Linked DNA regions of Homo sapiens: region 2 is linked to region 1. The links are chromatin loops, found by intact Hi-C in ENCODE. Cell type or tissue: CD14-positive monocyte. All regions are shown on one strand. Each heading gives the region's core, and the rest is flanking DNA. Links, peaks and the distances in the headings are about the cores only.

Region 1 (16,375 bases), core at 3,598-11,597:
TTCACCGTGTTAGCCAGGATGGTCTCTATCTCCTGAGCTCGTGATCCACCCACCTCGGCCTCCCAAAGTGCTGGGATTACAGGCATGAGCCCCACGCCCGGCCTGGTTTTTGTTTTTTTTTGTTTGTTTTGTTTTGTTTTTTTTAATTAATTTTTTGGCTGGGCCGGGTTGCTGAAGCCTGTAATCCCAGCACTTTGAGAGGCTGAGGTGGGTGGATAGCTTGAGGTCAGGAGTTCGAGACCAGCCTGGCCAACATGGTGAAACCCCGTCTCTACTAAAAATACAAAAAAATTAGCCAGGTTGGGTGGCACATGCCTGTAGTCCCAGCTACTCAGGAGGCTAAGGCAGGAGAATCGCTTGAATCCAGGACGTAGAGGTTGCAGTGAGCTAAGATCGCACCACTGCACTCCAGCCTGGGCAACAGAGTGAGACCCTGTCTCAAAAAAAATTAATTAATTAATTTTTTGTAGAGACAGGGTCTCGCTCTGTTACCCAGGCTGGTCTCAAACTCCTGACTTCAAGTGATCTTCCCACCTCAGCCTCCCAAAGTCCTGGGATTACAGGCATGAGCTGCAGTTCCCAGCCACTTTCACATTTTATCTTACTGAATCCTTACACATAGGAAAGTGTTGTCATCATATTTTACAGAAGAGGGAAGTGAAGCTTAAAATGCTATGTAATTTTGCACTTTTTTTTTTTTTTTTTTTTTAGACAGAGTTTCTCTGTTGTTGCCCAGGCTGGAGTGCAGCGGCGCGATGTTGGCTCAATGCAACCTCTGCCTCCCGGGTTCAGGCAATTCTCCTGCCTCAGCCTCCTGAGTAGCTGGGATTACAGATGCCCACCACCTCGCCTGGCTAATTTTTTGTATTTTTAGTAGAGACGGGGTTTCGCCATGTTGGGCAGGCTGGTCTCGAACTCCTGACCTCAGGTGATCCGCCTGCCTCGGCCTCCCAAAGGGCTGGGATTACAGGCGTGAGCCACTGCGCCCAGCCAGTTTTGCAAAATTTAAAATGACACTGAGCTTGGATCAGAAGGCAGTCCTGGTAGTCAGAGAGTTGTCTAGCATTCACCCTGTCTTCTGTGTCTCCATGAAATAAGCCAGTCAAAGAAACTGTTAATGTATGAGTTGTGGGTCCATGGCCCTAGTCTCTCACTGTCCAAGCGTCATTCTAGATGTTCTCTCCTTGTACCCAGAGTTATTTTAGATGTGTCCACACAAGTGAAAAATTGGCCTCTTTATCTCCCTTGCCTCCCAGCCATAAATCTGTCAGGTTTACAAAATTATTTTAAGACTTTCCAGGCTGGGCGTGGTGGCTCATGCCCGTAATCCCAGCACTTTGGGAGGCCAAGGCAGGCAGATCACTTGAGCCCACGAGTTCAAGACCAGCCTAGGCAACATAGTGAGACCCTGTCTCTACAAAAAAAAAAAAAAAAAAAAAAAAATTAGCTGGGCATGGTGACACACGCCTGTAGTCCCAGCTACTCTGGAAGCTGAGGTGGGAGGATCACTTGAGCCCAAGAGTTCAAGGCTGCAGTGAGCTGTGATTGTACCACTGTACTCCAGCCTGGGAGAAAGAGCAAGAGCCTGTCTAAACAAAACAAGACTTTCCTTTATCACAAAATTGCCCAGTATACAGTAGGTTCATTCATTCATTCATTCAATAAGTAAATACTTACAGAGCATTTACTCTGGGCTCTCGTGACCACTGTAGTTGTGAACAAAACAGGTAAAAATTAAAAACAAAAATTGCTACCCTTACTAGAGATTAAATTCTGTTAAGAAAGACAGATAACAAAGAAAATAATGAGAAAAATAAAGTGGGGTCAGGGAAGATGTTGAAATTTTGGATAGGTGGGCCAGTAGAGACTTCTCTGAGAAGGTGGACTTTTTAAATTTTTATTTTATTTTATTTTTTTGAGACAGAGTCTCGTTCTGTCACTCAGGCTGGAGTGTAGTGGCATGATCTCGGCTCACTGCAACCTCTGCCTCCTGGGTTCAAGCGATCCTCCTGCCTCTCAGCATCCTGACTAGCTGGGATTGAAGGTACACACCACCATGCCCAGCTAATTTTCGTATTTTTAGTAGAGATGGGGTTTCACAATGTTGGCCAGGCTGGCCTTGCACTCCTGACCTCAGGTGATCCACCCACCTCTGCCTCCTAAAGTTCTGGGATTACAAGGGCCAGGTGCAGTGGCTCATGCTTGTAATTCCAGCACTTTGGGAGGCTGAGGAGGGTGGATCACGAGGTCAGGAGTTTGAGACCAGTCTAGCCAACATGGTGAAACCCCATCTCTACTGAAAATACAAAAATTAGCTGGGCGTGGAGGCATACACCTGTAATCCCAGCTACTCAGGAGGCTGAGGCAGGAGAATAGCTTGAACCCAGGAGGCAGAGGTTGCAGTGAGCCGAGATCGTGCCATTGCACTCCCGCCTGGGTAACAGGGCAAGACTCTGTCTCAAAAAAAAAAAAAGTTCTGGGGATTACAGATGTGAGCCACCATGCCAAGCCTTATTTTATTTTATTTTATTTTATTTTATTTATTTATTTATTTATTTGAGACAGAGTCTCACTTTGTCGCCAGGCTGGAGTGCAGTGGCACGGTCTCGGCTCACTGCAACCTCCGCCTCCTGGGTTCAAGCAGTTCTCTGCCCCAGCCTCCCAAGTAGCTGGCATTACAGGCATCCGCCACCACGCCCAGCTAATTTTTTGTATTTTTAGTAGAGACGGGGTTTCACCGTGTTAGCCAGGATGGTCTCGATCTCCTGACCTCGTGATCCGCCCACCTCGGCCCCCCAAAGTGCTGGGATTACAGGCGTGAGCCACCGCGCCCGGCTATTTTATTTTTTTAAGGCAGAGTCTCGCTGTGTCGCCCAGTCTGGGATGCAGTGGCATGATCTCAGCTCACTGCAACCTCTGTGTCCCGGGTTCAAGTGATTCTCCTGCCTCAGCCTTCCAAGTAGCTAGGATTACAGGCATGTGCCACCACACCCGGCTAATTTTTGTATTTTTAGTAGAGATGGGGTTTCAACATGTTGGTCAGGCTGGTCTCGAACTTCTGACCTCAGGTGATCCACCTGCCTCGGCCTCCCAAAGTGCTGGGATTACAGGGGTGAGCCACTGAGCCCAGCCGAAGGTGGACTTTTAATAAAGTCATAAAGAAAGTAGATGTTTAGGCCAGGCACGGTGGCTCATGCCTGTAATCCCAGCACTTTGGGAGGCCAAGACAGGTGGATTGCTTGAGCTCAGGAGTTTGAGATCAGCCCGGGCAACATAGTGAGACCCCCGTCTCTACTAAAAGTACAAAAAAAAATAGCCAGGCATGATGATGTGCTCTTGTGGTCCCAGCTAATTGGGAGGCTGAGGTGCGAGGATTACTTATCCCCAGGAGGCAGAGGTTGCAGTGAGCTGAGATTGTGCCATTGCACTCCAGCCTGGGTGACATAGTGAGACCCTGTCTCAAAAACAAAGCAAAAAAAAAAAAAAAAAAAAGGAAGTAGATGTTTAATTCACAGCTGTGTAAATAAACTATTAAAATGATGCTCCCAGCCAGGTGAAGTGGCTCACACCTGTAATCCCAGCACTTTGGGAGGCCAAAGCGGGCGGATCATGAGTTCAGGAGATGGAGACCATCCTGGCTAACAGGGTGAAACCCTGTCTCTACTGAAAATACAAAAACTTAGCCGGGCATGGTGGCACGCACCTGTAGTCCCAGCTACTTGGGAGGCCGAGGCAGGAGAATAGCTTGAACCCGGGAGGCAGAGGTTGCAGTGAGCCGAGATCATGCCACTGCACTCCAGCCTGAGCAACAGAGTGAGACTCCATCTCAAAAAAAATAAAATAAAATTATGCTCCCTCCAAAATCACTTCCAGAAGTAAGACAGCCATGAAAAAAGCTACTCAAACACTTGAAGTCCAGAAGGGAAAAATATAACAAAATATTAAGGAATCTTTTCCTTTTCAAAGTTGTCTTTTGTTCTTATCTAGTTTGCTCTAGGAAGTTTCTCCCTTTTCCAATCTCCAGCAAGACTCACCTGTCTTCTGCCTTTTCTGTTCTCCCCTTCTCTATCCCAACTCCATCCTGGGTAGCCAAGAAATTAGGTGGCAGCCAAGGCGGGCGTGCAGGAGATCAGGGGAGCTGGCATGCTTCCTTCCACCGAGTGGAGCTGGGTAGAGTGTAAAGTGGTGGCTGAGTGGGAGATGGGGACGCTGTGGGGGGACACACTTGGAGATTTGGAAGACATCTGCAGGAGCAGATGGCCGAGAACCGCACCCCAGATCTCCCCAGAGTGAAAGGATGTAGCCACACAGAACCTAGGGAAGAAACACAGGCACATATTGGTTGGTTTTGTTTTACTTTTTGGTGTGCCTCTTTTGATGTAACAGCTTTATTGAGATGTAATTCACATATCATACACTTCATCTAGTTTTTTTTTTGTTTTGTTTTTGTTTTTTTAAGACAGAGGCTCGCTCTGTCACCTGGGCTTCAGTGCAATGGTGCGATCTCGGCTCACTGCAACCTCCACCTACTGGGTTCAAGTGATTCTCCTGCCTCAGCCTCCCAAGTAGCTGGAATTACAGGTGCATGCCACCACGCCCAGCTAATTTTTTTTTTTTTTTTTTTTTGAGACAGAGTCTCAGTCTGTTGCCCAGGCTAGAGTGCAGTGGTGCAATCTCGGCCCACTGCAACCTCCACCTCCTGGGTTCAAGCAGTTCTCCTGCCTCAGTCTTCCTAGTAGCTGGGATTACAGGCACCTGCCACCACACTCAGCTAATTTTTGTATTTTAGTACAAAACTCTTGACCTCAGGTGATCTGCCCGCCTCAGCCTCCCAAAGTGCTGGGATTATAGGCATGAGCCACTGCGCCTGACAAATTTTTTGTATTTTTAGTAAAGATGGGGTTTCACCATGTTGACCAGGCTGGTTTCCAACTCCTGGCCTCAAGTGATCCACCTGCCTCGGCCTCCCAAAGTGCTGGATGGAGTTTTGCTGTGTTGCCCAAGCTGGTCTCAAACTCCTGGGCTCAAGCAATTTTCACCCCCTCAGCATCCTGAGTAGCTGGGACTGCCTCAAAAAAAAAAAAAAAAAAAAAGATTACAAAGGTCAGTTTGGAACATTAGGGTAGGGGTTAGAAGCTCTTCTGGAGGGGACAATGGGGCAGTGGTGATAGATGAAAAAGCAGAAGAGAGAGATAACTCACTTCTGTTTTATTTTTTATTGCTCTATTTTTGCTTTGTAAGTCACCACGAATGTAGGCAGGATAGAAATCCTAAGTACACCAAAGTGGGAAGTGCTACAAATTAAATTGTTTGCTTTTATTCCTGTGGATAATTTTCTTTCTCTGTTTTAACATATTTATGCCTTCTATTTCCTAACACTTTGTAAAGGAACTGATTATGAAATCAGAAAACCTGGGTTTTTCCTCCTAATGTGACTTAGCTGCTGTCAAAGTTTCCTCATCTGCAAAATGAGGGGGTTAGAGTACAATGGACATTCCATTATCCTCTCCAGCATCATCCCCTTAGTGCAGGCAGGCACTCTTTCAGGGATCTGTTGACAGTCCCTATTTTATTTTTAGGTGCCAACCCAGCCTTTCCCCTCCTTTTCTAGAATTTTTGTGTACAGAAAGTGAAGGTGGGGCTGGGCACCATAGTGAGACCCCGTCTCTCCAAAAAAAAAAGCCGGGCATTGTGGTGTGTGCCTGTGGTTCCAGCTACTTGGGAGGCTGAGGCGGGAGGATTGCTTGAGCCCAGGAGTTGGAGGCTGCAGCCAACTAGGATTGTGCCACTGCACTCCAGCCTGGGCGACAGAGTGAGACCCTGTATTAAAAAAAAAAGAAAAGAGGGCCAGGCACAGTGGCTCATGCCTGTAATCCCAGCACTTTGGGAGGCCGAGGTGGGTGGATACCTGAAGTCAGGAGTTCAAGACCAGCCTGACCAACGCGGTGAAACACCGTCTCTACTAAAAATACAAAAATTAGCTGGATGTGGTGGTGCATGCCTATAATTCCAGCTACTCAGGAGGCTGAGGCAGGAGAATCGCTTGAACCCATGAGGTGGAGGTTGCAGTGAGCTGAGATCGCACCACTGCAATCCACCCTGGGCGACAGAGCGAGACTCAGTCTCAAAAAAAAAGAAAAGAAGGTGAAGGTGGCTAAATAGCATAACATGTCAGAGATTTACGTGTCAGAGATTTAACATGTCAGAGATTTCCACATGTTATCAAGTCTGTTTCATGGCTAAGAACTGGAAGGGACCTTTGAGGACATCTAACCCTCATAGGACTTAACAATAGGATGAGGAAACAAGCTCAGAAATAGGCTATAACTTGCCCAAGGCCACTCAGAGAGGGAATGCCAGAGCCAGGGCCAGCTCTCAACTTCAGGCCAGAGAAGCCCAGGGTCTTCCATGAGAAATAGGGCCTGTCAGACTGGACAGGCTCCTTGGAGGTGGTCCAGTGAGTCCAATCCCTTTTTTTGCTGCGGCTTAGACGAGGGGCCGCTGAGGATTCTCCGAATTCGCTGGATCTGGACCCAGACTTCCGGGTCCACAGTGCAGCCTGAATGATCAACAGGGGAACGTGCGTTCGCCAGGGTCCCCGGGGGCAGAGGCACCTCTCCCTGGGCGGGGCCGGGGAGATTACGCAACACGGGTCTTAGTTGTCTGGGCCGCTGGGGTCGCCTCCACGGGCAGGAGCCACGGCCAGGACGTGCAGGCCGCCCCCTGCTGGTCCGTTTCGGAACCGGGCGGGTGGCCGCGGCGCTGCCCGGGTTGGGGGCATGGCTTTACAACGGTGAGCCAATCCCAGGCCGCACCGTGGATGGGGCGGGCGTTCACTTCTCCTCCCAGTCCTTTGGTTCTCTCCGCGGCGGAAGCTGTGCGGCGACCTAGCAACCGTCCTTGCCGACCCTCCCGCCGGTGACGTGGCTGCGACCCACCCTTCTTGCCATAGCCCTTTGGAAAGCGAAGGTCCCTTCAGGGCCAAAAGGACAGGGAGGTTTTTTCCTTCCTTCCTTCCCTCCCTCCTTCCCTCCTTCCCTTTCTTTCTTTCCTTTCTTTTTCTTTCTTTTCACAGAGTCTGACTTAATCACCCACGCTGCAGTGTAGTATGATCTGCTCACTGAAGCCTCTGCCTCCCGGGTTCAAGCGATTCTCCCAACTCAGCCTCCCAAGTAGCTGTACAGGTGTGCACCGCCACACCCAGCTAAATTTTGCATTTGTAGTAGATATGGGGTTTCATCATGCTGGCCAAGATGGTCTAAAGTGATCCGCCCGCCTCGGCCTCCCAAAGTGCTGGGATTACCGGCGGGAGCCACCGCTCCCGTCCAGGACAGGGATTTTGGTTGGTTGGTTGGATGGAGCCTTACAGTTTGGATGTGGTGAGCATGAAATGCATACGTTCAAGAAGCTGAGCCGACAAAGGGCTTACTCTAGGTGGACTGAAAATTCGATGTTTCCAATTCAAAACATCTGCTCTCCGAGGTGTGGGTGAAGGTATGGGGGGTCCAAAAATGTCCGAGTCCCACCACCTGATGTTGTTAGTTACACTTCTTTTTTTGTTTTGAGATGGAATTTTGCTCTTGTTGCCCAGGCTGGAGTGCAGTGGCGCGATTTCAACTCACCACAACCTCCGCCTCCTGGGTTCAAGCGATTCTTCTGCCTCAGCCTCCCGAGTAGCTGGGATTACAGGCATGTGCCATCACACCAGCTAATTTTTGTATTTTTAGTAGAGACGGGGTTTCTCCATGTTGGTCAGTCTGGTCTCGAACTCTTGACCTCAGGTGATCCGCCCGCCTTGGCCTCCCAAAGTGCTGGGATTACAGGTGTGAGCCACCACACCTGGCCTAATTTTTGTGTTTTTAGTAGAGATAGGTTTTCGCCATGTTGGCCAGGCTGGTCTCAAACTCACCTCAGGTGATCCGCCTGCCTCGGCCTCTCAAAGTGCTGGGATTACAAGCATGAGCCACCACGCCTGGCCCACGCTTGGCTAATTTTTGTTTGTTTGCTTGTGTTTTAGAGATGGGGTTTTGCCACATTGCCCAGGCTGGTTTCAAACTCCTGAGCTCAAGTGATCTGCCTGCCTCAGCCTCCCAAAGTGCTGGGATTACCGGCATGAGACACCATGCTTGACCGGTTTTATCACAGTTTTTAAAAAGTAATAATATAGTAGGCCAGGCATGGTGGCTCATGCCTGTAATCCCAGCACTTTGGGAGGCTGAGGCAGGCAGATCACCTGAGGTTGGGAGTTCAAGACGAGCCTGACCAACATGGAGAAAACCCGTCTTTACTAAAATACAAAAATTAGCTGGGTGTGGTGGTGCACACCTGTAATCCCAGCTACTCGGGAAGCTGAGGCAGGAGAATGGCTTGAACCCAGGAGTCATTGGTTGTGGTGAGCTGAGATCGTGCCATTGCACTCCAGCCTGGGCAACAAGAGTGAAACTCCATTAAAAAAAAAAATTAGCCGGGCACGGTGGCTCACGCCTGTAATCCCAGCACTTTGGGAGGCCGAGGCGGGCGAATCACAAGGTCAGGAGATTGAGACCATCCTGGCTAACACGGTGAAACCCTGTCTCTACTAAAAATACAAAAAAATTAGCCGGCATGGTGGTGGACTCCTGTAGTCTCAGCTACTTGGGAGGCTGAGGCAGGAGAATGGCGTGAACCTGGGAGGTGGAGCTTGCAGTGAGCCGAGATTGTGCCACTGCACTCCAGCCTGGGCGACAGAGCAAGACTCCATCTAAAAAAAAAAAAAGTTAATATAGTAAACAAAAACCCATTGAATTGTGCACTTTAGATGGGTGAATTATATGGTATGTGAATTATATCTCAATAAAGCTGTTTCAGAAAGTTGTGGGGTTTTTTTTCTTTTGAGACAGGGTCTCGCTGTGTTGCCCAGGCTAGAGTGCAGTGGAGTGATCTTAGCTCACTGCAACCTCCACCTCCCGGGCTCAAGTGATTCTGGTGCCTCAGCCTATGTTTCAGAAAGTTTTAAATTTGGATTAAGTTCAATGTGTCACTTTTTCCTTTTATGAATTATGCTTTAGGTATCAAGAACTCTGTATAACATTAGAACCTTAAGATACTCTTCTGTTTTTTTCTGAAAGTTTTATAGTTTTTACATTTTACATTTAAGTTTGTAACTCATTTGGAGTTAATTTTTGTGTACGGGTTTTTAGGGTTTTGTGTTTTTGTCTATGGATGTCTAATTACTCTAACACCACCTGTTGAAAAGCACCACTGAATTGCCTTTGGTTTTTTAATTTTGTTTTGTTGGTTTGTTGGTTTGTTTGTTTGTTTTTGAGATGGAGTCTCATCTGTCACCCTGGATGGAGTGCAGTGGTGAGATCTCGGCTCACTACAACCTCTGCCTCCCAGGTTCAAGCAATTCTCCTGTCTCAGCCTCCCAAGCAGCTGGGACCACAGACAGGCACCACCATGCCCGGCTAATTTTTTTTTTTTTTTTTTTTTGAGACAGAGTTTCGCTCTTGTTGCCCAGGCTGGAGTGCAATGGTGCAATCTCGGCTCACTGCAGCCTGCGCCTCCTGGGTTCAAGTGATTCTCCCGCCTCAGCCTGCTAAGTAGCTGGGATTACAGGCATGTGCCACCATGCCCGGCTAATTTTGTATATTTAGTAGAGACAGGGTTTCTCCATGTTGGTCAGGCTGGTCTCCGACTCCTGACCTCATGTGATCTGCCTGCCTTGGCCTCCCAAAGTGCTGGGATTACAGGTGTGAGCCACTGCACCCGGCCATTTTTTTGTATTTTATTTTTATTTTTTGTAGACGGAGTCTCGCTCTGTCACCCAGGCTGGAGTGCAGTGGCACGATCTCGGCTCACTGCAACCTCCGCCTCCCAAGTTCAAGCTTCTGCCTCAGCCTCCCAAGTAGCTCCCAAGTAGGCACCCACCACTACACCTAGCTAATTTTTTGTATTTTTAGTAGAGACAGGGTTTCACTATGTTGGCCAGGCTGGTCTCGAACTCCTGACTTCAGGCGATCCACCCGGCTCAGCCTCCCAAAGTGCTGGGATTCCAGGCATGAGCCACTGCACCTGGCTGCTTTTGCAACTTTGTAAGAAATCAGTTGGAAATATATATATGGGTCTGCTTCTAGGCTCTCTATTCTGTTCCAGTGATTTATTCTTCTGCCAATAGAGTCTTGATTACTCTAGCTATATAATAAGTTTTTAATCTAGTGATGATTCTTTTTATTTTATTCTTCTTTTTCAAAATTGTTTTAGCTATTCTAGTTTCCTCTCCTTTTCATATAAATTTTAGAATAATCTTGTCTATATTTACAAAGAAATCTCGCTGGGGCTGGGTGCAGTGGTTCACGCCTGTAATCCCAACACTTGGAGAGGCTGAAGTGGGCTGATCCCTTGATGCCAGGAGTTCGATAGCAGCCTGGGCAACATGGCAAAACCCTGTCTCTACTAAAAATACAAAAATTAGCTGGGCGTGGTGGTATACGCCTGTAATCCCAGTTACTTGGAAGGCTGAGGCAGGAGAATTGCTTGAACCCGGGAGGCGGAGGTTGCAGTGAGCCGAGATCTCACCACTGCACTCCAGCCTGGGCAACAGAGCAATACTCTGTCTAAAAAACAAAAACAAGGCTTGTCGCGATGGCTCATGCCTGTAATCCCAGCACTTTGGGAGGCTGAGGTAGGCGGATCACAAGGTCAGGAGTTCGAGACCAGCCTGACCAACATGGTGAAACCCCGTCTCTACTAAAAATACAAAAATTAGCCACATGTAGTGGCGGGTGCCTGTAACCCCAGCTACTCAGGAGGCTGAGGCAGGAGAACTGCCTGAACCCGGGAGGCGGAGGTTGTAGTGAGCTGAGATTGCGCCACTGTACTCCAGCCTGGGTGACAGAGGGAGACTCCATCTAAAAATAAATAAATAAATACATAAATTTAAAAAATAAAAACAAACAAACCAACACAAAACCCACAAGGAAACCTTGCTGGGATTTTAATAGACATTTTATTAAACTTGTATAACAATTTGGGGGAGAATTAATATCTTTACTATAGTGAGTCTTCTGATCCATGAACGTAGTATGTCTCTCCATTTATACAGATCTTTGATTTCTTTTATTAGTGTTGTGTACTTTTCAGCATAGAAGTCCTATACATATTTTATTAGATTTACACTTACATATTTCCTTTTTCTTGTTTTGAGAGACTGTAAGTCATATTATATTTTTATTTCTTTTCTTTTCTTTTCTTTTCTTTTTTTTTGGAGACAGTTTAGCCAGGCTACAGTGCAGTGGGGCGATCTCAGCTCACTGCAACCTCCACCTCCTGGGTTCTAGAAATTCTTGTGCCTCCCAAGTAGCTGGGACTACAGGCATGTGCCACCACACCTGGCTAATTTTTGCATTTTTAGTAGAGATGGAGTTTTGCCATGTTGGCCAGGCTAGTCTTGAACTCCTGACCTCAGGTGGTCTGCCCACCTTGGCCTCCCAAAATGTTGGGATTACAGGAGTGAGCCACCACGCCCAGCCACCACGCCCGGCCAATGTTTGTATTTTTAGTAGAGATGAGGTTTCACTATATTGGTCAGGCTGGTCTCAAACTCCTGACCTCAAGCGATCTGCCCGCCTCGGCCTCCCAAAGTGCTGGGATTACATGTGTGCGACACCATGCCTGGCACATATTATATTTTTCATTTCAGTGTCCACCTGTTCATTGTTAGCGTATAGAAATGTAATTGATATTTCCAATCTATGTCTTGTACACTGAGACCTTGCTGAACTCATTAGTTCCAGGAGTTTTTTGGTAGATTCCTTCATATTTTCTCTGTAGACAATCATGTCATCTCCAAATAGTGAGTTTTATTTCTTCCTTTCCAATCTGCATGCCTTTTATTTTCTTCTCTTGCCCTCTTGCACTGGCTAGATCTTCCAGCACTTTGTTGAATAAGAATAATAAGAATGGAAATCCCTTACATTTTATTTTCCAGTTGTCACTAATGGTACACAAAATTTACAGCTGAAAAACTGCAACTGATTTTTGTATATTGAACTTGTATCCTAGACAGAGCTAAATTCATTTATTAGTTGTAGTAGTTAGTTTTTTGGGTTTTTATTATTTTTTTTGAGATGGAGTCTCACTCTATCACCTAGGCTGGAATGCAGTGGCGTGATCTCAGCTCACTGCAACCTCCGCCTCTGTGGTTCAAGTGATTCTCCTGCCTCAGCCTCCCGAGTAGCTGGGACTACAGGTGCGTGCCACCACCCCCAGCTAATTTTTGTATTTTTAGTAAAGACAGCATTTCACCATGTTCGCCAGGATGCTTTCAAGCTCTTGACCTTGTGATCTGCCCGCCTTGGCCTCCCAAAGTGCAGGGATTACAGGTGTGAGCCATTGTACCCGGCCTAGTTTTTAAAAAATATATATCCTTTCCATCAGATAAAGAAATTCTATTTATTGTTTTTAATTTGTTAATATATTTTTAATTTCTTTTTATTTTTTATTTTTATTTTTGTAGATAGAGATGGGGTCTTATGGGGTCTTGCTCTGTTGACCAGGCTGGTCTTGATCTCCTGGTCTCAAGTGATCCTCCTGTCTTGGCCTTCCAAAGTGCTGGAATTACAGGCATGAGCCACCATGCCCATATATATACATATGGGCATATATATATATATATATATATATATATATATATATATATACATACACACACACACACACATATGGGCATATATATATATATATATATATACACACACACACACACACATGGGCATATATATATATACACATATGGGCATATATATATATAATTTCGTATCCACTGGAAGTTTTATTTCTTTAGGGTTCTATCCCAATCAGTCACTTAAAAACCAAGTAACACAGACCTGAGGGGTGAGAGGTGGGGACTGCACCTCCCTCCTACTCATTGTGGACAGCAGAGGAGAAGAGAGAGGAGCAGGAGAGGTGGCTGACGCCAGGCAGCAGCAGCAGTGATGGGGCCACGACGTCACAGAGCAAGCTCCATCCTCCCCCAGACCCTAGCTGGAGCTCCTGTGGGTTGGGGTGGGCAGTGGGGAGAACCCACCCCAGGCCCTCCCCATCCCTTCCCCAGACAGTCTCCTTGTGGGCTCAACCAATGTCTTCTGGCAGGAGCCTGAGGCACACGGAGAGGAGGAAGTGGAAGAGGAGGACGGGAGAGGCACGGTGGTGGCAGGAATGAAGGCAGAGGTGGGAGGCTGGCCAGGGCCACTCCACCCCACGCCCACCCCGGAGAGGGCCGAGGAAGCCACCATCACGCAGCGTGTCACGGGGACCAGGCGGGGTTTAAGGCTGAGGGCTCGGGGCGGGCAGGGCCTCCGGCCTCAGTCAAAGCCGTGCCAGTGGCTGTGCTGCGAGTCTTATTCCAGCGCGGCGCCCGAGCCCTTGACACCGTCCAGCAGGTGGGCATGCCGTGGTGTCGGCCCCTGGCGCCAGCCTGCACTGCCACGCTCACACAGGCGCCGGCGCCACCTTCGCAGGCTGGCAGCATCGCGGCTTTGAGGACACCCTCTTTGTGCGCTGAGTACTCGCACTTGACACTGTAACCTTCAGGGACAGGAACAACGCTGAGGAGCTTGACATGCAGAGGCTGGGAACAGGTGCCTCACGGACGTGCTTGCTCACTGGGCGGGGGAAGAGTGAAGGTAATCTCATACCTGCGCAGGATCTTCAGGAAGCCAACCTTGACCAGAAAGCTGCTGTCGCTGTCCTGGGTGGCCATGACCACCGAGTCATGAAGCCTCTCATCAAAGCAGACGTGGCTCTGGGAGTATTACAGGTCGAGAAAATGTGGGTCGTGACCAACTCAGTATACCACTGGAGGCTATATGAGTAAACAGAAAACTGTTCTCATGAAAGCAGGATGTTGGAAAACTGAGGGCTGCATCTGCCCACAGAGGGAGTGCTGAGAGCAGTCACGCCCCAAGCGCAGTGTTCCTTGTGATTACCTATAGGAACATCTGAAGCCTGTTGTACAAAGAAAGCAATTATGTGTACCTGTGATAAATCAAGCAACTGACCAACCGTTACCTCTCCCTCCCTGCTCTTTCTACCTAATAAATACGAAGGGCTGTGGAAGCTCAGGGCTGCCCTTGTTCACTAGAAGCAAGGAGCCCCCTGACCCCTTCTTTCAAAACAGATCTTTTTGTCTTGGTCTTCATTTCTGCATTCATCCCCCTTCGTTCACACCTGTAGCAACCGACAGCAACATGGGAGCCCTCTGTATCGTGGCCTGCCGCAAAGCAGATACTCCTCCGGACTCTGGGCTTGTTGCCGTTGTTGGCTGCAGCCATGGATGCCCTCCCTGCCACACAGCGCCTGCTGGACACCGCCACTCACGCTTAGCAGCCTCCCGTGTTGCAGGGGCTGCAGTGTGCACCCGGGGCCGGGCAGGGCAGGCATGACCCAGGCTCGGCTGCGGGAGCTCAATGCCAAGCACGAGGAAGAATCGGCCTATATTTTTAATTTTTATTTTTTTTGAGATGGAGTCTTGCACTGTTGCCCAGGCTGGAGTGCAGTGGCACGAGCTTGGCTCACTACAAGCTCCGCCTCCCGGGTTCACACCATTCTCCTGCCTCAGCCTCCCTAGTAGCTGGGACTACAGGCACCCGCCACCAAGCCCGGCTAATTTTTTTGTATTTTTAGTAGAGATGGGTTTTCACCGTGTTAGCCAGGATGGTCTCGATCTCCTGACCTCGTGATCCGCCCACCTCAGCCTCCCAAAGTGCTGGGATTACAGGTGTGAGCCACCGTGCCCGGCCATTTTTTGTATTTTTAGTAGAGACGGGGTTTCACTGTGTTAGCCAGGATGGTCTAAATCTCCTGACCTCGTGATCTGCCCACCTCGGCCTCCTAAAGTGTTGGGATTATGGGCGTGAGCCACTGCGCCCAGCCCTAATTTTTTTTTTTTTTTTTTTTAGATGGAGTCTCGCTCTTGTCGCTCAGGCTGGAGCGCTGTGGTGTGATCTCAGCTCACTGCAACCTCTCCCTCCCGGGCTCCAGTGATCCTCCCACTCAGCTTCCCAAGTAGCTGGGACTATAGGCACATGCCACCCTGTCTGGCTAATTTTTGTATTTTTTGTTAGAGAAGGGGTTTCGTCATGTTGCCCAGGCTGGTCTCAAACTTCTGAGCTCGAGAGATCTGCCCACTTCGGCCTCCCAAGTGCTGGGATCACAGGTGTGAGCCACTGGGCCCAGCCTCGAATGGGTTTAATTTTTTTTTTTTTTTGAGATGGAGTCTTGCTCTGTTGCCCAGGCAGGAGTGCAATGGCGAGATCTCAGCTCACTGCAACCTCTGCCTCCTGGGTTCAAGCGATTCTCCTGCCTCAGCCTCCTGAGTAGCTGGGATTACAGACATGCACCACCACACCCGGCTAATTTTTGTATTTTTAGTAGAGATGGGGTTTCATCATGTTGGCCAGGATAGTCTCGAGCTCTTGACCTTGTGATCCGCCCACCTCCGCCTCCCAAAGTGCTGGGATTACAGGCATGAGCCACCACGCCCAGCCTTTTTTTTTTTCTTATGTTAAATAAACAACAAAGAACTGTGAAATAAAATATATAACAATACAAGGAAAAACATGAGAAACAGTTTTATTGGAAATATTCTAACACATTTTCTGAACAAATAATCAAAAAATAAATAAGGACATAGAAAATATGAACATATAAATTTCTTACCCTGAAAACAAACAGTACACCTTCTTTTCAAGTTTCATGGACAGTGGACAAAATTAAATAATTATTAAGCTACAAAGAATATTTTGGTAAATTTTGAAAAGTAGAAATTCTAGAAACCATTCTCAGATCAAAATGCAATACAACTAACAATAATGTAAAACATACCACTTAGAAATTTTGAAACGTAAGTAGCACCTCAAATTATCCTTAGGACAAGATGTAAATCAAGAGTTAAAAAAATTAAAAAACAGACGATTTAGAAAATAATTTAAAAAGTAGGATTAACAGCCAAAGCTATATGCAGAGGTAAAAACAGCATTAAATGCTTTTAGTGTCAAAAATAGAAGAAAAATGAAACGAATTAAGCATGCTTGCAAGTTGGGATTTTGGAAAGTAGTATAAAAACAGTTCCTCCAAAAATGGGAGAAATGGAATATTTGAAATAGAAAACAGAAAAAGCAAACACTCAGAGGCCTGAGAGGTGGTGGGATGAGTTTTCTGCCTGTGGACAGAGACACGCTTGGAGGCATCCCCGCGGGCTTGGTCCCCTGGCGTGTGTCATCAGGCCTGTCCCCTCTCACTCCTCGAGCCCCGCCTGGTGTCCTCTCCTGTTCCCAGGGCTGAAGCTCCTGTGTCTGTGTCATCACCGCATCTTGAACATCCTGTGCCTTGATTG
Region 2 (8,000 bases), core at 1-8,000, 99 kb before region 1:
AGGATGCCCAATCACAGAGCCAAGCAGATGAAGAGGAGGAAGATGATGATTTTGGGGTGGAGTACTTGCTTGCCAGGGATGAAGAGCAGAGTGAGGCAGATGCAGGCAGTGGGCCTCCTACTCCAGGGCCCACTACTCTAGGTCCAAAGAAAGAAATTACTGACATTGCTGCAGCAGCTGAAAGTCTCCAGCCCAAGGGTTACACGCTGGCCACGACCCAGGTATCCCCAGGTTCTGGCCTCTCCTTTCTCATGTCTTGACTTTCTCATGTCCCCACAACAAATGCCTCATTTCCATTGTGTTACCTATATTTCCTCTCTGACAGGTAAAGACGCCCATTCCCCTGCTTCTGCGGGGCCAGCTCCGGGAGTACCAGCACATTGGGCTAGACTGGCTGGTTACCATGTATGAGAAGAAGCTTAATGGCATTCTTGCTGATGAGATGGGGCTTGGGAAGACCATCCAGACCATCTCTCTGCTTGCCCACTTGGCTTGTGAGAAAGGTAAGTAGGCAAGGCCCCTTCTTTTGTTCCCCCTAGTCTAGCTCCCTGGGAGCTTGTTCAGTGATGACTCCAGCTTCATTGACTTTTGCTTTATTGACTCCGGTCATTAACTGTATAGAGAGGACAGTGTAGGTGCTAGGATTCCTAGGAAGGGCCAAAGGGTGGCCAGGGTTATAACTGAGAAATCAGAACCACAGAATTTACATTTCCTTACCATCTCTGATTTTTTTGCCTAACAGGTAACTGGGGTCCCCATTTAATCATTGTTCCCACCAGCGTGATGTTGAACTGGGAGATGGAGTTGAAACGGTGGTGCCCCAGCTTTAAAATCCTCACTTACTATGGAGCCCAGAAAGAGAGGAAGCTCAAGCGGCAGGTTCGATGTTTCATGTGGTCACTTTCCTCCCATTGATGCCTCCTTTATTTTTAAGCCCTTTCCTCAGGTGAATTCCTTTCTCTCCTCTTTCTTTTTTAAAAAAAATTTTTTAATTTTTTGTAAAAATAAAGATGGGGTCTCACTATGTTACCCAAGCTGACCTTGAACACCTGGGCTCAAGAGATCCTCCCACCTCAACCTCCCAAAGTACTGAGACTATAGCTGTGAGCCACCGCACCCAGGCCCCTCCTCTTTCTGTCGCTCCATTCTTTTGCTGGGACTTTCTCTTTTCTTCCAACCTGATTACTGTCCTTTGAGGAGTTTAGCATGTCTTCCCTTTGCTCTCTTCTTTTCATCCCACTATCTGCTACTTTCTGTCTTTGATCCCTCAGGGCTGGACCAAGCCCAATGCCTTTCATGTGTGTATCACATCTTACAAGCTGGTGCTGCAGGACCACCAGGCCTTCCGTCGCAAGAACTGGCGCTATCTCATTCTGGATGAGGCGCAGAACATCAAGAACTTCAAGTCACAGCGCTGGCAGTCACTCCTCAACTTCAACAGGTGGAGATGGAGATGGGGATTCATGGGAGGGTTGACTTGGCTAGAAGGGAGGGCTGCCTGGGTTGAGGAATGTATCAGAATGCTCAGAAGGTTGGGAGCTTGCTGACCATACTCTCTCTGATTCTCTCTGTCTCTTTGCAGCCAGAGACGCCTGCTCCTGACAGGAACTCCCTTGCAGAACAGCCTCATGGAGCTGTGGTCCTTGATGCACTTTTTGATGCCCCATGTCTTCCAGTCTCATCGCGAGTTCAAGGAGTGGTTCTCTAATCCCCTAACTGGCATGATTGAGGGCAGCCAAGAGTATAATGAAGGTCTAGTCAAACGCCTCCACAAGGTAGGGCCTGCAACAGTTTGTCAGGGTATTGGGAATGGTAAGGAACCATTCCTGAGCACCTGGGCAGTGCCCAGGAAACCCTTGGGGAGAGGGAAGTCAGTGCCAGGCTAAACTCCTTTGTCAAGCTGCAGTGTTCTAGTGACTAACCCATTGCCAGATTGAGTGACCTCATCTTAGTCATCAATTCTGTTTTTTTTTTTTTTTGAGACTGAGTCTTGCTTTGTCGCCCAGGCTGGAGTGCAGTGTTGCAATATCCATTCACTGCAAACTCCGCCTTCTGGGTTCACACCATTCTCCTGCCTCAGCCTCCCGAGTAGCCAGGACTACAGGCACCCGCCACAAAGCCTGGCTAATTTTTTTTTTTTTTTTTTTGAGACAGAGTTCACTCTGTCGCCCAGGCTGGAGTGCAGTGGCGCGGTCTTGGCTCACTGCAAGCTTTGCCTCCCAGGTTCATGCCATTCTCCTGCTTCAGCCTCCCGAGTAGCTGGGACTAAAGGCGCCCACCACCACGCCGGGCTAATTTTTTGTATTTTTAGTAGAGACGGGGTTTCACCGTATTAGCCAGGATGGTCTCCATCTCCTGACCTCATGATCCGCCTGCCTCGGCCTCCCAAAGTGCTGGGATTATAGGCATGAGCCACCGCGCCCGGCCTACGCCCGGCTAATTTTTTGTATTTTTAGTAGAGTCGGAGTTTCACCGTGTTAGCCAGGATGGTCTCGATCTCCTGACCTCGTGATCTGCCTGCCTCGGCCTCCGAAAATCCTGGAATTAAAGGTGTGAGCCACCGTGCCGGGCTTTTTTTTTTTTGAGACAGAGTCTCTCTCTGTCACCCAGGCTGGAGTGCAGTGGCGTGATCTGGCTCATTGCAACCTCCACCTCCCAGGTTCAAGCGATTCTCCTGCCTCAGCCTCCTGAGTAGCTGGGGTTACAGGTCTGCACTACGATGCCTAGCTAATGTTTGTTATTTTTAGTAGAGGCGGATTTCGCCATGTTGGCCAGGCTGGTCTCGAACTCCTGACCTTAAGTGATCCGCCCTGCCCCCGCTTGGCCTCCCAAAGTGTTGGGATTACAGGTGTGAGCCACCGTTCCCAGCCTGTTTGTTTTTTGTTTTTTTTTAAATGGTGATGTTTTTGTCCTTACTGTCTTTGAGTAGAATGGTACTGCTGATTGATCCCTGCTTGGATTTCTTCAACTTCATATTGTTGGTGTTTTCTCTCTCTGGTCTTCTTTGGCTCTTCCTTTTTCGCCCAACTTTTAAATCACAACATCTTTCAGCATTCTGATCTTTACTTTTTTTGTCTTCTCAGTCTGCATATCTCACAGGCCTACTCATTCCTAAGGCTTTGACTATTTCTTATGTGATAAAGACTCTCCAGTCTGTACTAAAATTCCTTGACTTTCTAGATCACTTGACCTGTATTTAAATTTCTGATTTGCTATCATTAATTGAGAGTTCCTCTTGAACTCAACACTGTTCTAAGCTAGACATCTCTGGCCTTATAGCCTGTTATTTCTACTTCATCTTGGTCAATCACTATCATTCGGTAAACTAAGCTAGAAAACAGGAAGTCGGCCGGGCGCGGTGGCTCACGCCTGTAATCCCAGCACTTTGGGAGGCTGAGGCAGGCGGATCACGAGGTCAGGACATCAACACCATCCTGGCTAAAATGGTGAAACCCCGTCTCTACTAAAAATACAAAAAATTAGCCGGGCGCGGTGGCGGGTGCCTGTAGTCCCAGCTACTCAGGAGGCTGAGGCAGGAGAATGGCATGAACCCGGGAGGCAGAGCTTGCAGTGAGCCAGGATTGCGCCACTGCACTCCAGCCTGGGTGACAGAGCGCAACTTTGTATCAAAAAAAAAAAAAAAAGAAAACAGGAAGTCTTCCTTAACTATTACTTTTCCTTCATTTATCTCTGTTCCTTTACTTCTTCCGTGTCACTGTAGACATTGATGACTGTGTCCTATTAGATTTTATCTTCTGAGATTACAGATTTGCCTTTTGTTTTATCTCCTGTCAAGGCCACAGTTTTTATTCTCCTCATCTTCTAGATTTATTTGCATCATCTTGTAAACTTAACAATTACTCCTCAAAATCTAGTTTGAGTTTTCTATTCTGCGTAGTTGGTCTGCCCACAGTGCTTCCTTATATCACTTCCTGTGTCATGGTATCATTTTGTGTCTGTCTCCTTCAGCAGACAGCAGATCCCTTGAGGGCTTGCAGTTGACTCATCTTTGTGTGGTTGGTGTCTGATATGGTGTGCCGTATGACTCCATTAGTGTTTGCTGAGGGGCTTAGGCTGGGGCTCGGTGCCTGAGTTCTCCTGTTTAGCCTCCAGCTTAATTTGCTTTTAGGTTTTGAGGCCTTTTTTACTGCGCCGAGTTAAGGTGGATGTTGAGAAGCAGATGCCCAAAAAGTACGAGCATGTTATCCGCTGCAGGCTCTCCAAGCGTCAACGCTGTCTCTATGATGACTTCATGGCACAGACCACGTAAGGGAGGAAGGAGGGTGGGCCCTGGGACTCGAGATTGGAGTGTAGGTGGCTGTTAGGACGTCTCATTTATTTTTCCTCTTTCCCCAGAACTAAGGAGACACTAGCCACAGGCCATTTCATGAGCGTCATCAACATTTTGATGCAGCTGAGAAAAGTTTGCAATCATCCAAATCTGTTCGACCCTCGACCGGTTACCTCCCCTTTCATCACCCCAGGCATCTGCTTCAGCACCGCCTCTCTGGTGCTAAGGGCCACGGATGTCCATCCCCTCCAGGTAAGTATGATTCCATTAATATGAAATGTAAAGGTTATCGGCATTACTCCAACCATGTACCTCTTTTCGTTAGACTGGGGTCTGACTTTTGCATCCTCATGACTCCCCTATCATTCCCTTAGTTTTATTGTACTCTAGCCATGTGACTTAACGATGGTTCAACTTAATATTTTTTTGACTTCACTGTGAATTTATCAGGATGTAACCCCATCGTAAATTGAGGAGCATCTGGACTTAGAATGATTCAGCTTACAATTTTTTACTTTTTGATGGGCTTATCAAGGGTATTAAAGGGTATTAAATTCTTTACTTGCTGAGGGTTTGTTGGAATGTAACCTCATTGTAAGTCCAGGAGCGTCTGCATCACATTTTGTTTATCCACTTATCTGTCAGTGGGCACTTGGATTCTTTCCACCTTTTGTCTCTTGTGAATAAGGCTATGAACATAGGTGTACAAATATCTCTGCTTTTTATTTTGGGTATTTACTTAACAGTGAAATTGCTGTAACATGGTAATTCTATTTCTGCATGTTGGGAAAACCTCCACTGTTTTCCATAGTAGCTGCATGTTTTACATTTCCACCCTAGCAGGGCACAAGTGTTCTAATTTCTCCACATCCTTGCCATTACCTGTTATTTCTTTTTTTTTAATTACACCCATATTAATGAGTGTGAATTGGTATTTCATTGTGGTTTTGGTTTGCATTTCCTTATTTCCTTAGTGATGAGTGCTGTCAAGGATCTTTTCATGTGCTCATTGGCCACTTGTCTATATTTTTGAAGAAATGTCTTTTGAAGATTTGTTAATTTTGGGTGTTTGTGTGGTGGTTGTTGAGCTGTAGGACTTCATTATATGCTTTGGAAATTAACCCATTATCAGATGTATGACTTGCAAATATTTTGTCACATTCCATAAGTTGCCTTTTCGCTATGTTGATAGTGTTTTTTGATGCACAAACACTTGTTTTTGGTGGTTTTTTTTTTCGAGACAAGGTCTATCTCTGTCACCCAGGCTAGAGTTCAGTGGTATGATCATAGCTTACTGCAGCCTTGAACTCCTGGGCTCAAATAGTCCTCCCGCCTCAGCCTTCCAACTAGCTGGGACCACGGGTATGCGCTACCAAGCCTGGCTTTTTTTTTTTTTTTTTTTTTGAGGCGGAGTCTCGCTCTGTCCTCAGGCTGGAGTGCAGTGGTGCCATCTTGGCTTACTGCAACCTCCGCCTCCCAAGTTCAAGCAATTTTCCACAGCCTCCCGAGTAGCTGGGGATACAGGCACGCACCACCACACCCAGCTAACTTTTGTGTTTTTAGTAGAGATGGGGTTTCACCATGTTTGCCAGGATGGTCTTCATCTCTTGACCTTGTGATCTGCCCACCTTGGCCTCCCAAAGTGCTGGGATTACAGATGTGAGCCACTGCACCCGGCCCTGCTGATTTTTTTTTTTTTTTTTAGTTTTCTGGAAGAGATGGTGTCTTGCCATGTCGCTCAGGCTGGTTTCAAACTCCTGGACGAGTAGCTGGAACTATATGCGTGCACCACTATGCCTGACTGATTTTTTTATTTTAATTTTTTTGTAGAGATGGGATGTTGATATGTTGCCTAGACTAGTCTTGAACTCCTGGCCTCAAGTGATCCTTCCGCCTTGGCCTCCCAAAGCCCTGGGATTATAGGCGTGAGCTACCACACCTAGTTTTAATTTTTTTTTGGGTGGGGGGGGCAGAGTTCTGCTCTTGTTGCCCAGGCTAGAGTGCAATGGCACAATCTCAGCTCATTGCAACCTCTGCCTCCCGGGTTCAAGTGATTCTCCTGCCTCAGCCTCCCGAGTAGCTGGGATTACGGGCATGCGCCACCACGCCCAGCTAATTTTTGTATTTTTAGTAGAGATGGGGTTTCGCCATGTTGGCCAGGCTGGTCTTGAAATCCTGACCTCAGGTGATCTGTCCACCTCGGCCTCCCAAAGTGCTGGGATTACAGGTGTGAGCCACTGTGCCTGGCTTTTTTTTTTTTTTTTAAGATGGAGTCTTACTCTGTCGCTCAGGCTGGAGTGCAGTGGTGCGATGTCAGCTCACTGTAACCTCCACCTCCTGGGTTCAAGTGATTCTCCTGCCTCACTCCCAAGTAACTGGGACTACAGGTGTGTGCCACCACTCCCAGCTAATTTTTGTATTTTTAGTAGAGATGAGGTTTCACCACGTTGCCCAGCTGGTCTCGAACGCCTGACCTCAGATAATCTGCCTGCCTTGGCCTCCTAATGTGCTGGGATTACAGGTGTGAGCCACTGCACCTGGCCCCCAGTTTTAAATTTTGATGTAGTTCAATTTATCAATTTTTTTCTTTTGTTGGCTGTGCTTTTGGCATCATGTCCAATAAATCATTGTAAAATTGGCATCTTTGACACTGCATTGTGTTGTTATTACTACTTTTTTTTTTTTTTGATACAGAGTCTTACTCTGTCACCCAGGCTGGAGTACAATGGTGCAGTCTCAGCGCATTGCAACCTCTGCGTCTTGGGTTCAAGCGATTCTCGATTCTTGTGCCTCAGCTTCCTGAGCAGCTGGGACTACAGGTGTGCACAACCATGCTGGTTGTATTTTTAGTAGAGATGGGGTTTCACCATGTTGGCCAGGCTGGTCTCGAACTCCTGGCCTCAAGTGATCTGCCCACCTTGGCCTCCCAAGGTAGTAGGATTACAGGCATAAGCCATGGTGCCCCGCCTATTATTTATTTATTTATTTATTTTTATTTTTTTTTTTGAGATGGAGTCTCACTCTGTCACCCAGGCTGGAGTGCAGTGGCACGATCTTGGCTCACTGCAAGCTCCGCCCCTCCAGGTTTAAGCAATTCTCCATTTCAGCCTCCTGAGTAGCTGGGATTACAGGCACGTGCCACCACGCCTGGCTAATGTTTTGTATTTTTAGTAGAGATGGGGTTTCACCATCTTGGCCAGGCTGGTCTTGAACTCCTGACCTCGTGATCCACCCGCCTCGGCCTCCAGAAGTGCTGGGATTACAGGCGTGAGCCACCGCACCCGGCCTTTTTTTTTTTAATTTTGAGGCAGGGTCTTGTTCTGTGGCCCAGGCTGGGGTGCATTGGCATGATCATAGCTGACTGCAGCCTCAGCTCCCTGGGCTCAAGCAGTCCTCCCGCCTGAGCCTCCTGAGTAGCTGGGACTACAGGTACATGCTAACATGCCTGGCTAATTTTTGTATTTTCTGTAGAGACGGGGTCTTACTATGTTGCCTAGGGTGATCTCAAATTCCTGGGGTCACACAGTTCCCCAATCTTGGCCTCCCAGAGAGCTGGGATTACAGGTTTGAGCCACCGTGCCTAGCCTTTTATTTTGGAGTAAGGGTGTACATGTGCAGGTTTCTTAAATGGGGTATATTGCATGATGCTGAGGTTTGGCGTACGATTGATCCTGTTACTCAGGTTGTGAGCATGGTACTCAACTGGTAG

What was found. Peaks named below come from ENCODE experiments on the same cell type or tissue, not always from the same donor. Only the 100,000 strongest peaks of a DNase experiment are listed, where the experiment ranks them.
Region 2: it touches region 1 in a loop (2.1-fold over the local background); 2 of 110 quality-filtered maps call a loop at or near these places.

What each region holds. Positions count from the first base shown.
Region 1 is chr16:30,807,726-30,824,100 of GRCh38, forward strand. LOC124903679 (a long non-coding RNA gene) reads left to right here. Exons shown (of 2, transcript XR_007065052.1): 2 at 13,132-14,159. It also overlaps the pseudogene ADISSPP2. Among named protein-coding and RNA genes, the nearest start is that of ZNF629, 29 kb to the left of the region's middle. RefSeq lists enhancers at 5,419-5,974, 5,975-6,529, 6,400-6,549 and a silencer at 6,570-6,899. In CD14-positive monocyte, for the core only: CTCF peaks have their summits at 6,696 (motif pointing left) and 6,900; DNase peaks (open chromatin) are centred at 5,446 and 6,746; H3K4me3 peaks cover 1,474 bases; H3K27ac peaks cover 2,406 bases.
Region 2 is chr16:30,711,937-30,719,936 of GRCh38, forward strand. SRCAP (Snf2 related CREBBP activator protein) reads left to right here. Exons shown (of 34, transcript NM_006662.3): 12 at 1-221; 13 at 326-503; 14 at 743-879; 15 at 1,272-1,441; 16 at 1,583-1,775; 17 at 4,130-4,266; 18 at 4,357-4,543. Among named protein-coding and RNA genes, the nearest start is that of SNORA30, 5.4 kb to the left of the region's middle. In CD14-positive monocyte, for the core only: no CTCF peak of the experiment used is centred there; DNase peaks (open chromatin) are centred at 1,955, 3,325, 3,645 and 3,985; H3K4me3 peaks cover 1,848 bases; H3K27ac peaks cover 6,042 bases.